2 separate regions of the Homo sapiens genome follow, and region 1 is linked to region 2. Evidence: chromatin contacts called from ENCODE Hi-C data. All regions are on one chromosome and are shown on one strand. The core of a region is the stretch at or near the end of the contact, and the rest is flanking DNA. Distances in the headings are between cores, read along the strand shown.

Region 1 (6,102 bases), core at 867-3,366, 4.4 Mb before region 2:
GTTTTAAATAGGTCATCATGAGTTAAGAGTAATAAAGAACAAATACCAAATTCATGAAGGGATTCTCTAAAGTTCTCTGTCCACTTTACTTTTTATCACTTTTCCAGTAAGATTCAGATTTCCCAATTCCTACTTTTAGGCTTAAATGTGCTTGAGAAGTCTCTATTTTTCTAAATTCCATCACCATTAAATGTTTTGATTCCCACTGCTACCACCCTATTTCAAATCCAGGCTTGAACTAGGAAGCTCTGAGACCAACTATGGAACCTGGGTAATTTCTCATATTCTCAAAGTTCCTTCACTTACAAAATGAAAACATTAAGATCTACGTATCAGGATCATGGTGAGTATAAATGAGTATGCATGAGAGAGCCTGGCACAGGGCCTGGCATCAAGCAGGTGCTAATCACCTCTAAGAAACTTTCCTCTTTTCTCTCTCCCTCCTCAGTCCTCCTTTCAGACTTCACAGCAAGACTCATTCTGAAAGGTGAATGTGATCTCCTTAGCCTCCTACTCAAATTCCTCCAAAAGTTCACCGTACCCTAGGACAGTGGTTCTCAAAGTGTAGTCCCCAGGCCAGCAGCACCTCTTGCGCTTGCCTTTCCAAAATTCCTCTAAGGAGAGTTTACTATCTTCCAAACCTGCCAACTCTCCCAACCCCAAGATTTAACTCATCTTTTACATCCTTCCCCCTCTATGATATCTCTCCTATACTACCCAGCTTAAAATCTTTCCTGACCATCCCAGTCTCTAGGACTTTTTCTGACCTCTAATTCCAATTATTTCTGAATACAAAGAGTCTTCATCTTACAATCGGGTCTGTGTCTGGATAAACCCACTGTAAAGTCAAAAAATCTTTAACTGAACCATTGTGTAAGTGTAGGACTGTACTAAGGTGAAAATCTGCAGAGGTCACAAACTAGTTGCACCTGGCCCACCCACAGAAGGTGTGTGTTAACTAAATTGGTTGCAAGTAACATTAAAAATCAAGAAAAAATACGTAAAAATACAGATCTTTGGCCTGTGTTGGAGAAAATCGGATCTGCGTTTGAGAGACCCCCATTCCCACATGGCAACAATCAGCTAAATGGTAAATGTTTCGAGCATTCACCAGCTCTTTCCATTCTAAATAAAGGTTTTCTTTTGACATCTTCAAATATCTCAAATGGTGATTTACATTTCTTATGGATATGTAACTTTTCATGCTTGTTTTGTCTCTCCTAATAGAATACAGCCCTTAAAAAACCTGTCCTTGTCTTTGACTTTTTAAAAACCTCTTGTTACCCTGAACACAAACCGGTATTTAGTGCAAAATTATTGTAAAAGAATATTCTGAACATTGTAGACAACAGCAAAATGCTGAATAATCCACACAGTTTTTCTGGAAACTTTTGGCTTTCTACCAAGTTGGAAAAGTTTTATTAGTTTATGTTTTCTAAACATATGGATTAGGGTACAACTCTTAAGACAGATAATAAAAAATTTTTATATTATTTTGGTTTAGGTCGTCTTTCATTTTCTAATGAGAAATACATATGAAGACAGCATGCCCTCTGCTGAAAGAGATTTAGACCCTGCCCGGCACGCCATGTGACGGAACCTAGATACTGTTTGTAACTTTTAGTTTGAATCCAACTTTTATATCCTGGATTTGATTTCCCAGAAAAGAGTTTCAATTTCACTCTTTGGTAGGAGTCATAGTGGCTTTCTCTGACGCGGCCTCAGGTTAACCATTTACCGGGTTTGGCAGCGACAAGGGAAGAGCCACCTTAACAAAGCTGCCTTGCTGTGGCTCAGAGATAACCTGAGAAACCTAACCAAGATGAGAATTTTAAAACACTGTTTACGTACAGGGCCTTTCTTTGTTAAAGCTTCCATTTGAACCCATTTGCCGACTCCTGCCTGTCCACACATATCCGCACCCCGAACATCAATATTAGGAGAATATTCGATAATACTCTCCTTTTCCTTCCCCCACCCCAAATCCTCCAGGGGGCGCCCCGGAGGACCGCGCTGGCCCCCCGGCGGGAGGGCGGCCGTAGGCGGGAGCCCAGTCCCGACTCCTGGACGCCGCGCGCACTCCCCATACTCACCCGCCCGAAGCCACGGAAGTGCCACCTGACCCCGCCCCTTCCGCCGGATCCTCCCACGCAGGCGCAGCGCCGACTGCAGGCGCGTGGGGCCCGGGGATCGCCTGGGGCTGGGTGGCGGTGCGGGGCATGGCCAGGGTCCCCGTGGACGTGGCCGCGCAGTTCCGGCGTGTGGCGGAGAGCGAGTGAGCGTGAAGGTCTCCCGGCCTGCAGCAGGCTGCGGAAGCTCTGCGCCGGGAAGTTCTCTGGCGGGGGAGGGGAGGGCGGTTTACGGCCTTTGGGGTAGGTTTTGCCCTTTTTAAGATCCACATGAAATCTTTCGCCTCCGAAGTTCGAGGGTAACTTTCGTTCCCTCCTGGCCTTCGCGACACCCTCGAGTCGGACGGAGGCCGAGTCGTGTCCTCACCCCCAGCAGCCTGCGGCGGCCGGGACCCCCGGAGGCCCTTCTTCCGCTCCTTGGAAACTTAAAATGTGGGGTGAGGGAGAGACGCGTTACGTTTGACAGACCGGTGAAATTAAAGACACTCAAGCTTCTCAGAGTGATTTGAAGAAATGCTCAGCGTTCTGCCGAAATATAGTTTTAAGTTTTTAAACCACGGCATGGTTTTTAAAGGCTGAAGGACCCACAGTTTTTTTCTCTTAAAGGGCACGCATTCATTTTGATTAATATTTCTTAACATGCAGCCAAAGCCAGGACTCGGGCTCACTGCTGCAGGGGTGTCCTCGGGAAGTCCCGAGGGGGGAAAGGCGCGCAAGCCTGAAATGGAGATGAAAATAAACAGGCATAATATTTGCTACCTCACTGCGTTGGGCGTAGTAGTAACTAATTCTTAAAAAACGTCTTAGATGACATATAAGTAGTAAAGCCGTTGTATGCTAATCTAGAATTTTTGAGAAAAACTTAATCACCCAAATGTTTGCTATAATGTGATGAAGATAGCATCCATCGGCAGTAGCCAGGATCAAATGACGAGTAGATATGGTTATAAATGGGGCCCATGCAGTATAATTAGTATATGAAACCAAGATGTCAGTCCTCACACAGAATTTGTGTAATGATATGCATTTGGGAGGCTTCAGGCCTTTTCAGCTATTTGATACAGGTTGATTCTTACTGAATACAGAATAATAAAAAATGAATTACTGGTCTCACCATTTTCATTATTACTATTTGGACCAAAAGACTACCACTTTTACTCCAAAGATTGATTGTAGACTCAATAGCCAATGACAGAAAATTAAGCACAAGTCTAAATGAAGCCGAGGATCTAGTAGAAAGAACACAGAATCAAACCTTTCAAATCTCAGCCTATCGAACACAAACAGATTGACAGTTCTTGAGACGGTTTACTTCCTTTCTTTAAACTTGGCGTTGCTCATCTGAACAATTGTTTCGGTAAGGGTTACGTTTGATGAAAGCTCAGTTTGTGCTACCTTAGAAGTGAAGAAGTTTGTTAATTTTAAAATTGAGTTTATCCTTACCTGCTTTTCGTTCTACAAACTCAAACACTTTCATGCATGTCACTTTTTTATTCAGAAGTTTTCTAAACAGTACAGCTTAGGGAACACATTTCCATGGAACATTAGTGTTTTGCAAAATGTTAATAGATTCTTCATGGGAAAAAAATTGCTAGCATCACCAATACTGGCGAAAATATGAACCTGTCATTATGAGGCTATGGGAAATACACTTTTGTAGAGCTCTTGCCAAAAATGTTTAACCTGAATCTGATTGTGAGGAAACACTGAGATAAATTCTGAATGTGATTTGTTCGGACTTTTCAATAAGGTTAATAAGGAAGACAATAAAAAAAGGCAGGAGGACTGATCTACATTAAAGACAGCTGTCAACTAGATAGCCTTAAGGATTTAAAAAATTTGAACCTGGGCTGGGCGCAGTGGTTCACGCCTGTAATCCCAGCACTTTGGGAGGCCGAGGCGGGTGGATCACCAGGTCAAGAGATCGAAACCATCCTGGCCAACATGGTGAAACCCTATGTCTACTAAAAATACAAAAATGAGCTGGGTGTGGTGGCACGTGCCTGTAGTCCTAGCTACTCCGGAGGCTGAGGCAGGAGAATCGCTTGAACCCGGGAGGCAGAGGTTGCAGTGAGCCGAGATTGCGCGACTGCACTCCAGCCTGGCGACAGAGACTCCAGTCTCAAAAAAACAAAACAACAACAACAACAAAAAAGTTGGTAGTTTCAGGTGAATAGTATATGAATGTTCTTTTAACTCATCTATAGATTTGAAAATTTTCAAAATAAATAGTTGAGGACAAATTGTAGCTAGCAATGCTGGAAACCCATTTCTGCCTCCCAGCAGGTGGCAGCAAATTAATACTCCATAACGTACAAGAAAATCATTGCAATTTCCTCGTCTTGGTAAATGTTTTGGATGTTGCAGACTGGCTTTTTTTAGGGATAGGAGCCAAAAGAATATTGTTGCCAGATTATGGATGTTTATGTTAATTTATCAACTAGTTGGGAAAGTACTTACTGTTCTTCATTGCTCATCTCACACAGAACCAAAAGTCTGTTTGTAAGCTCTTTTGTTGGAATAACAGTCAAGCTCATGTTACCTTCATAAACACTCACCATAACCATTAATTGGCTAATAACCATCAATACAACATTTCAAAGTTTATGAAATACAACTAAAGTATTCTCAGAGGGAAATTTGTAGTTTTTTCATACCTTTATTAGAGAAGAAGAAAAAAAATCAGTGATCTAAGTCAGGATCAGCAAACTGTGGTCTACAGGCCAAGTCCAGTGCATAGTCTTCTTTTGTACAGCCTGCAAAACTCTAGAAAAACTCATTTTAAAAATAGAGAAATTACCAGTATCTGGAATGAAAGAACACTAAAGATTCTACAGACATTAAAACATGGGTCTCAACCAGAGGGTTTTTTGCCCCCAGGGAACATTTGGCAATGTCCAGAGACATTTTTGGTTGTCACAGTTGGAGAGTCTGCTATCAGAAGGCAGAGGTCAGGGAAACAGCTGAATATTCTGCAATGCACAGGACAGTCCCCCACAGCTATTTTGCTGGCCTCCAATGTCAGTAGTGCTGAGATTGAAAAATTCTAATTAAAATCACAAAAGAATAATATTATAAACAAATTTATACCAATAAAATCTGATAACTTAGAATAAAAAGTTTTGGGGGCCGGGCATGGTGGCTCACGCCTGTAATCCCAGCACTTTGGGAGGCCGAGGCGGGTGGATCACTTGAGGTCAGGAGTTTGAGGCCAGCCATGTCAACTTGGAGAAACCCCGTCTCTCCAAAAATACAAAAATTAGCTGGGCATGATGGCACGCACCTGTAATCCCAGCTACTTGGTAGGCAGAGGCAGGAGAATCACTTGAACCTAGGAGGCAGAAGTTGTAGTGAGTTGAGATTGCACCACTGCACTCCAGCCTGGATGACAGCGAGACTCTGTCTCAAGAAAAAAAGTTTTTTGAAAAAAAAAAAAAAAACTTATCAAAACACTGAAGAATAAATAGAAAATCTGAGTATTTGTACATCTGGTACAGAATTTGAATTCGCAATTTAAAAATACAAAGAAAACCATCCACGTTAGTGAATTCTATCCAGCATTTAAAGAACACACAATGTCAATTTTATGTAAACTCAGAGAATAGAGGAGGAAGGAATAACAGCAGAACCTTCGGAAAAATCTAACAGACATTAGAGGGAAAAAAAACACAAATTAATATTACTCACTAATACAGATGCAAAATTCCTATAGAAAATACTGGCAAATTGAACCCAGAAAAAAATAAAATAAAATCGCCAATTGCAGTTTATCCAGAATGCAAGATTTGCCCAACATTAATCAACAATAATTTACAACATTAATAAAGGAGAAAATCTTAATAATGGCGGAAAAAGCATTTGACATATTTTATTGCTAACTCATGATGACAACAATCACAAAACTAGAAATAAAAGAGAACTTTATAAAGGACATCTATGAAAGATCAATAGCTATTATGCTTAATGGTGAAAT
Region 2 (6,610 bases), core at 2,190-4,689:
GCTTAAAATAACAAAGGTATGCGAGAGTGATACTCCGGGTATATGATTCCCTGAAGAAGTGGCATTATCACAAAGGAGGCTAAATACATTGGTAGTTTCTTTTTCAATTGTTTGTAAGGAATAAAATACCACAGAATGAACACAAGAACTATCCTTTTGATAGTTAAGTACATTCTAAGCCTTATGAAACGTTAAGCACATATTATTCCAAATGAAGTGGGTGACCCTTAAAATAATGCATTTATCTAAGGCACCGTTCCAAAGAGAATACAAAATAATAAAGTTCACAGAAAATCCAGATTCCTAAACATGGTTTTAAAAGCTCTCCACAATCTGGCCCCTAATCACTTTCCAAACCTTCTTGGCCTATTCTTTTTAGACTCAAGTCACTAATGGTCAGCCATTCTCCAAATATGTCTTATATTCTCTCTTCTCCATGTCTTTACTTATTCGAACACTTTTCCCTGAAAAGTGCCTCCTACCTGTTGAAAGTTCTGGTGAAAATCCCACCTCTTCTGTGAAGTGTACCCCTTCCACACACAGCCAACTTTATCACCTCTTAGTCCTAATAAATACATTGTACCTTTATTGAAGCACTTCCAAAATCTAGCTGTCATTATATATATTTAGGCATGCCAGTCATTCAGAACCTCTCTTCTCTGGAAAGGACTCTTAAACACAGAAGACAGCCTCACTGTCACATCTGCGCTATGTAATCTGTCCTCACCCAACCAACCCCAATAAATGTTAGCCCTGGGACAGGCACTGGGTGAAGTCCAGCCTTTCAGAGTTCTTTCCTTCTCTGAGGCACAATATGTGATGTGAGACATGCAAGCTACCTGTAACTATGAAACCCAACAAATGGAGTAAGACAATATGAAAAAATGGAACTAATAAGGAATAAGAAACAAAAGCAAAAGATAGAACTACAAGTTGTTCCAGGTTCCAATTGTCCCCGAGTCCCAGGTATATCCTTCCCCTTCCCAGCAATATGAGTTATTCCATTATCCATTCAATAAACTATTTTTCCCTAAGATTAATTTAAGTTAGATTTCTGTCATTTATAAACAAACAAATCCTAATATACAACATAACTGAGCTATAAACTTCTGGAAATAGAGACCATGTAATTCATCTATGTATCACTACCCACAGTGTCTGAAATAATACCTGGCACAGAGTAGATGCACAATAAACGTTTGCTAAACTAAGCTACATTAAACAATTCATGTATGTTTGACAAAAGGAGAAGGAAAAAATAGGAACAGTGGGAAAAGAAAAACAAAGAAAGGAGTGGAAATAGAGAGAACCGGAATAACTCTACAGTCAATGAAAGAGGTAATGATGACCTAATTGTTTGCTTTTTCGCATATTTCAAAAAGCATATTTCAAAAGCAGCCACCATTCAAAGCAGCCCAGAAATTATCAGGACTAACCCACTTAGCACAGGTAGATAAGGTAATAGAATGGGAAGCCAACAGATGTTAAGTAGGAAGTTCAGAAAAGAGAAATGAAAGAATTGCTAAGAAAATATGATGAAAACCCAATAAGACTAAGGCATTAAAGAAACTGGAAGATGAAAGTTTCTATTATCTATTCTTGTCCAATATCTACCTTTATCACCAACAGTATGTAAAGTAATATGCTAGGTTTTATAATAATATAAAATCCAACAACAATCACTGCCACTCAGTGAAATCAACAGACGTGCCAGAGATACTAAATTCAGCAACAAACTATATGCAAAAACACTGTCTTCACTAAAATTTTATTCAGGTATACGTCAGATAAAATAGTATATAGTTTTTCCAACTACCAACTGATATCAAAAAAAGCTGATACCATTGAGGCATTACATGGATGTTTAGCTAAATCTATAGTGCTTCTTGATGCTCTTAGTTGTTTTTCACGTTCTCGGCGGTTCTCAGCCTTCTTCCTCGCACCAGTCTTTTTTTTAGGCATTTTCCCCTATTTTGACACAAGAGAACAGAAAAGATATAATTGACTGACTGCATTTACTATTTTAATAAACTAAGAAATAGTATAACAAAGTGTCCTTTTTCTTGTTAAATGTTAAACTCTATCCTTTCGATAGTTAAGCACATTCTAAGCCTTATGAAACGTTAAGCACATATTATTCCAAATGAAGCGGGTGATCCTTAACGCATTTATTGGCACTAACGATTCTAAAAATGTAAACGTCAAAAAAATTTACCCTAAAAGACAAACTAGTCTTCTTTTCCCACTAAGAAAAAAGTTTCTCCAATGATAAAGTATTCTGCACCTCATTAAAACAAATGAATCATGTATCATTAGCAAAAACAAAAAAATCATTAATAAGAGCATTATTTAGCCAGTTTATATCACTTTTTTGAGCTATATATTCAGATGACCTGACGCTGCCAACACCTTAAGTATAACAAGTTTAATTTTTCCTATGTAATATGTAAACAAAACATCTAACAGTCAACAAATAACACTATTTATTAACTACAAAGTCAAAACATTCTGAAGATATTTAAGGTATTAGTTGCTCTGACTTTAACAAATGCTCTTCCCTCTACACGCAGTGAGCATGTAATTTTAACGGGGTTCAAATTTACGTTTAAGAGTATGTTTAATTTTCATCATTTAGTTGAAATACAAGATTTTTCTAAACTGAAGTTTTCTGAACTGAATGCTCAATTAAAAAAAAAACAAAACAGGTGGTAAGCAGTACGGTAGCAACTGAAAAATAGCCAGATTTAATAGGTGGTTATTTCGGTAACGTAACGCCCAGACCACTAAGGCACCATTCCAATATGTAAAATGACAAAATCTAGAGGGCGTGCTGCCCTGGCCAAAGAACCTCAGAAAATAATCACGAGGTGATCATGCGGATTAACTTTCTGCGTCCTCAGAGATATCCTCTGAATCCTCTGATAAAGTTAAATCTCATTTTTTTTTCCCTCCAGTTTGTTCTGCACGCTCAAAAGAGTGAATCTTCTTCTCAGCCTTATACGGGTTCAAGCCCTTTTCCGGTAACACTCCAACTTCTTGCATGCACTGCGTGTGTCACCAAATGAGGAAACAGGCACGGGGCACTGCGGCTTTAGGAGTCCAGCCTGGAGCTGGAGGACCCAGTGGGGCGGAGGGGCGTCCAGGGGAGAAGCGGCGGAGGTGCCAGGCGGCTCGGGGACCCGCAACGGGGACCCGCAACCGTCACCCGCCCGCGGGACACCCTACCTCGTGCGCGCTCCGGGCAAACCTCGCTCACTTTCGCCGGGAGACCGGACTCACTCAGGGGGCCGAGGGACAGGGAATGGCGTGAGGCCCACCCGCGACAGCAGTAAATCCAACTCGTGGACCAGGACTCCGGGAAAGAAGGTACTAACAGCCAGGGAGGCTGACAGCCGATTCCGGACACTAGGAGACGGACCGGACGTCCTTTTACGACAGCAGCGCCTTACGGCTGACGTCATAGGACGGGAGCCGCCCACCTCTGTTCGCTCCGCCCCTTCCCCGCCCACTCCTGCGGGGGCCAATGCCCCATTCCTAAGCAGAGGATCTGCAGAAAAGGAAGGGAATGCGAGGGAAAATAGGGAAGCAGAAGGAGGGAAAGCAGGGGAAGGCCCCCTCAGTTTTACTTTTTTAGAAAAAGGAGAAATCTAAAAGGAAGAGGAAAATGAACTCACAGACTTGGTACTGGATCAATTGACTCAAACAGCAAATTCATGTTGAATTCTGTTGGAAACCTTTCCCCACCTCTACATCTTGCGTGCCTCACATCCCACCTTTTCTTGGTTGCTGCGCAAACTGTGCCTTCAGTTGCCTGATGAACTTCCGTACCAGCCTCCCCTGTCTCTTATTTCTGTTATGCCCTCTGGATTCCATTCCTTTGTGAACAAATCATCCCACATTCTCTACCTCTAATGTGTAATCTGCCTGCTTTTAACTGAAACCTGATGATCCTCCCCCTGCATCAGAATCTCCTTCCGATCAAGCACCTCCACCTTTGCATAGCCGACCAAGCTGGGTTTCCTAATCTCTTTCGGAGCTCTGCCGCACTTAGGATTCAGTACCAGGCCTATTCCTGTGCTTTTCCTGCCCTCCCCCTGCAGGAGATAAAAGCCTCTTTATTTGGACCAAAGAGGCCTTCTGGAATTTACTCTTAGATTTTGATAGCCAATTAACCATCTCAGCCTTTTGCTATTTTCAAAGAATCAATTTTACTTAGCAATAACAGTCAATGCCACTGTCATTAAGGTTACTATTTCCCTCATAGTTCTCAAATGCCTGATACATTTTACCTACTCGTATATAAATTAGAATACCACCCCAGTTACGTTAGAATACCACCCCAGTTTCATTACTGATGAAAGTTGTAACTATTGCACTGTTACCTTGTGCCGAGGTCTGTGTGTCCTACACCTACCACCGAGGGGGTCCTCATTGATAGTCACATGGCCTGTGATTCGAATCATAAATCCCATCTTAGCCTAACTTGAACCACTCCTGACACCAACTGTTTTAGGTTGGCTTCCCCAGGAAGCATACTCTGAGTCAGAGAAGAGTATAATGAGTATGTTAGGGAATGCTTTGGGGAACAACATCTGCAGGAGAAATGGAAGCAGGATTGAGCAGAGGGAAGAGTTGACCTGCAGTGACGTCTCAGTGAAGGCCTCGTTTTGAATCTGGGATATCCCTTCAGAGTTGTCTTGAGTTAGGGGAACTGGGCTGGACCTTTATACACCTATGACATTTAGTCACTGGATGAACGCTGCCAAAGGAGAAGAGTGCAACCTTGGGTTAAAGGACTCCTGAAGATGGCCAAGAGCTGGATTGTGTTGGCTTGCTGCACTCTCAGCAGCTCAGGAAATAAGTCTTTCATTGAGGAAGAGGGATCTGGGTAGTGCCTGCCAGTATTCACTACCAAGAGTGATGGCAAAATAAATATTCTGACAAAGACAAAGAACCTTTACTATTCACAGATACTCAGTGAAAGAATTTCAAAGGGCAGTCTTCACAAGATGAAAATGGAATTTAAAAGGCAGGAGGGAATACAAAAAGTAATAATAATCAATTTATTTAATATATAGGGTAAATCTAAAACATTATATAAAACGACAAAATTATAATAAGCAATTTGGGATATGAAAATTATAAGGAACTGAAATATTCTATAAATTCAATGCAATTCAAATCAAATCCTCATATAGATTTTTTTAATGGAATTTGGTTAATTGCTCTCTCAAATTCATAGGAACAATTAAAGATTGAAAAGCCCAGACCATTTTAGTTATACAAGCAGAAGGATACTTTTATTTATTATAAAGCTCTAGTAATTAAAACAATATTGCATAGTTTCAGGTGTCAGCAAATAGACAAATGCAACTGAATAGAAAGCCTAGATACAGACTCACATACATTTGGATATTTGGCAAATGGTATGGGTTGCATTAGCATCAGTAAGAAGACAGGTATTATTCAATAAATGAGGCAAAGACTATTGGCGATCCATATGGAGGAAGATAAAATTAGATCCCTATTAACAGCACATATTTAATAAGTCCTAGGTGGAAGGACCTAAATATACAAAGCAAAAATAAAACTATTTTAAGAAAACATAGGAGAATGCCTTTATGATATTAAAGTAGAATGATTTATTAAGACACACACAAAAAAACAAAAAATTTAATGAACAATGAATTCAATAAAATTTAAAAACTTCAGGATGATTAAAGACATAAAGTAAAAAGGCAAATGAAAATGAGGGGAATGAATTTTGACACCCATGTAACTGACAAAAGATTTATATACAGAATAAATGACACCCATAAGATTGTCCAAAATGTAAAAGCCTGGCAGATCAAAGTATTGGTGAAAGGCGGATAAACAAATTTTAAGCAATTCTACTGGGAGTATAAATGTTAAACCTGTTTTGGAGAACCACATGGCAATGTTAAGTAAACGTAAATATGTGCAAAACTAAAGATTCAACCATTGTCCTTCTAGGTTTCTACCATAAGAAATTTGCGTACAAATATACAATGATACCATAGCACAGTTCAACAGCAAAAATTTTTAAGCAACCTATCTTTTATTAGGAAAAGGAACAAATTGCATGCTATCTATATAGCAATTAAAATTCATAGACTTTATAAGCATCAATATGGACTAATTCCTAAATTTGGGGGAGATATTTGGTGAAAAATCAAATTGGAATGCCGCATATGTAAAACTGTAAAGCAAAAATCAGTTGTATACATTATCATTTACGAATACACACACACACACACACACACACACACACACACACACACACACACACATACCTTGTAAAAGTACCAAAAGATGCCTGGAAATGTTACTAACTTCAGATTATGGTTACCTCTGGAGAGGGAAGAAAAGATGTATGATGTGGAGTGTTAGCCATACTTTTAGTTTTCAGAACAATACTAATTTTAAAACATATATATTAATAATCCTCAACAGCCACCAGAATGGCTAAGATTAAAAGACTGGCAATACCAGCGACCAAGTATTTATTGGTAAAGACGTGGAGTTACTGGAACTCTCATCCAGTTTTGGGGGTTGTAAATGGACTACCACTTTGAACATTATTTAGCTT

The links. A loop is a pair of places that touch in the nucleus more often than their neighbours do. Pooled maps may share reads with other maps.
Region 1: a map of CD8-positive, alpha-beta T cell shows a loop between it and region 2 (32-fold over the local background). The contact joins the promoter of MMAA here to the promoter of ZNF330 in region 2. A Hi-C loop is called at or near these places in 5 of 168 maps with a recorded cell type or tissue (B cell, CD8-positive, alpha-beta T cell and naive thymus-derived CD4-positive, alpha-beta T cell) and 10 of 50 pooled maps.

What each region holds. Positions count from the first base shown.
Region 1 is chr4:145,615,399-145,621,500 of GRCh38, reverse strand. MMAA (metabolism of cobalamin associated A) reads right to left here and starts at 2,116. Exons shown (of 7, transcript NM_172250.3): 1 at 2,094-2,116. RefSeq lists silencers at 1,748-1,817, 1,848-2,287.
Region 2 is chr4:141,217,724-141,224,333 of GRCh38, reverse strand. ZNF330 (zinc finger protein 330) reads right to left here and starts at 3,439. Exons shown (of 10, transcript NM_014487.6): 1 at 3,226-3,439; 2 at 1,843-1,968. The coding sequence starts at 1,962. RefSeq lists enhancers at 2,643-3,147, 3,148-3,654.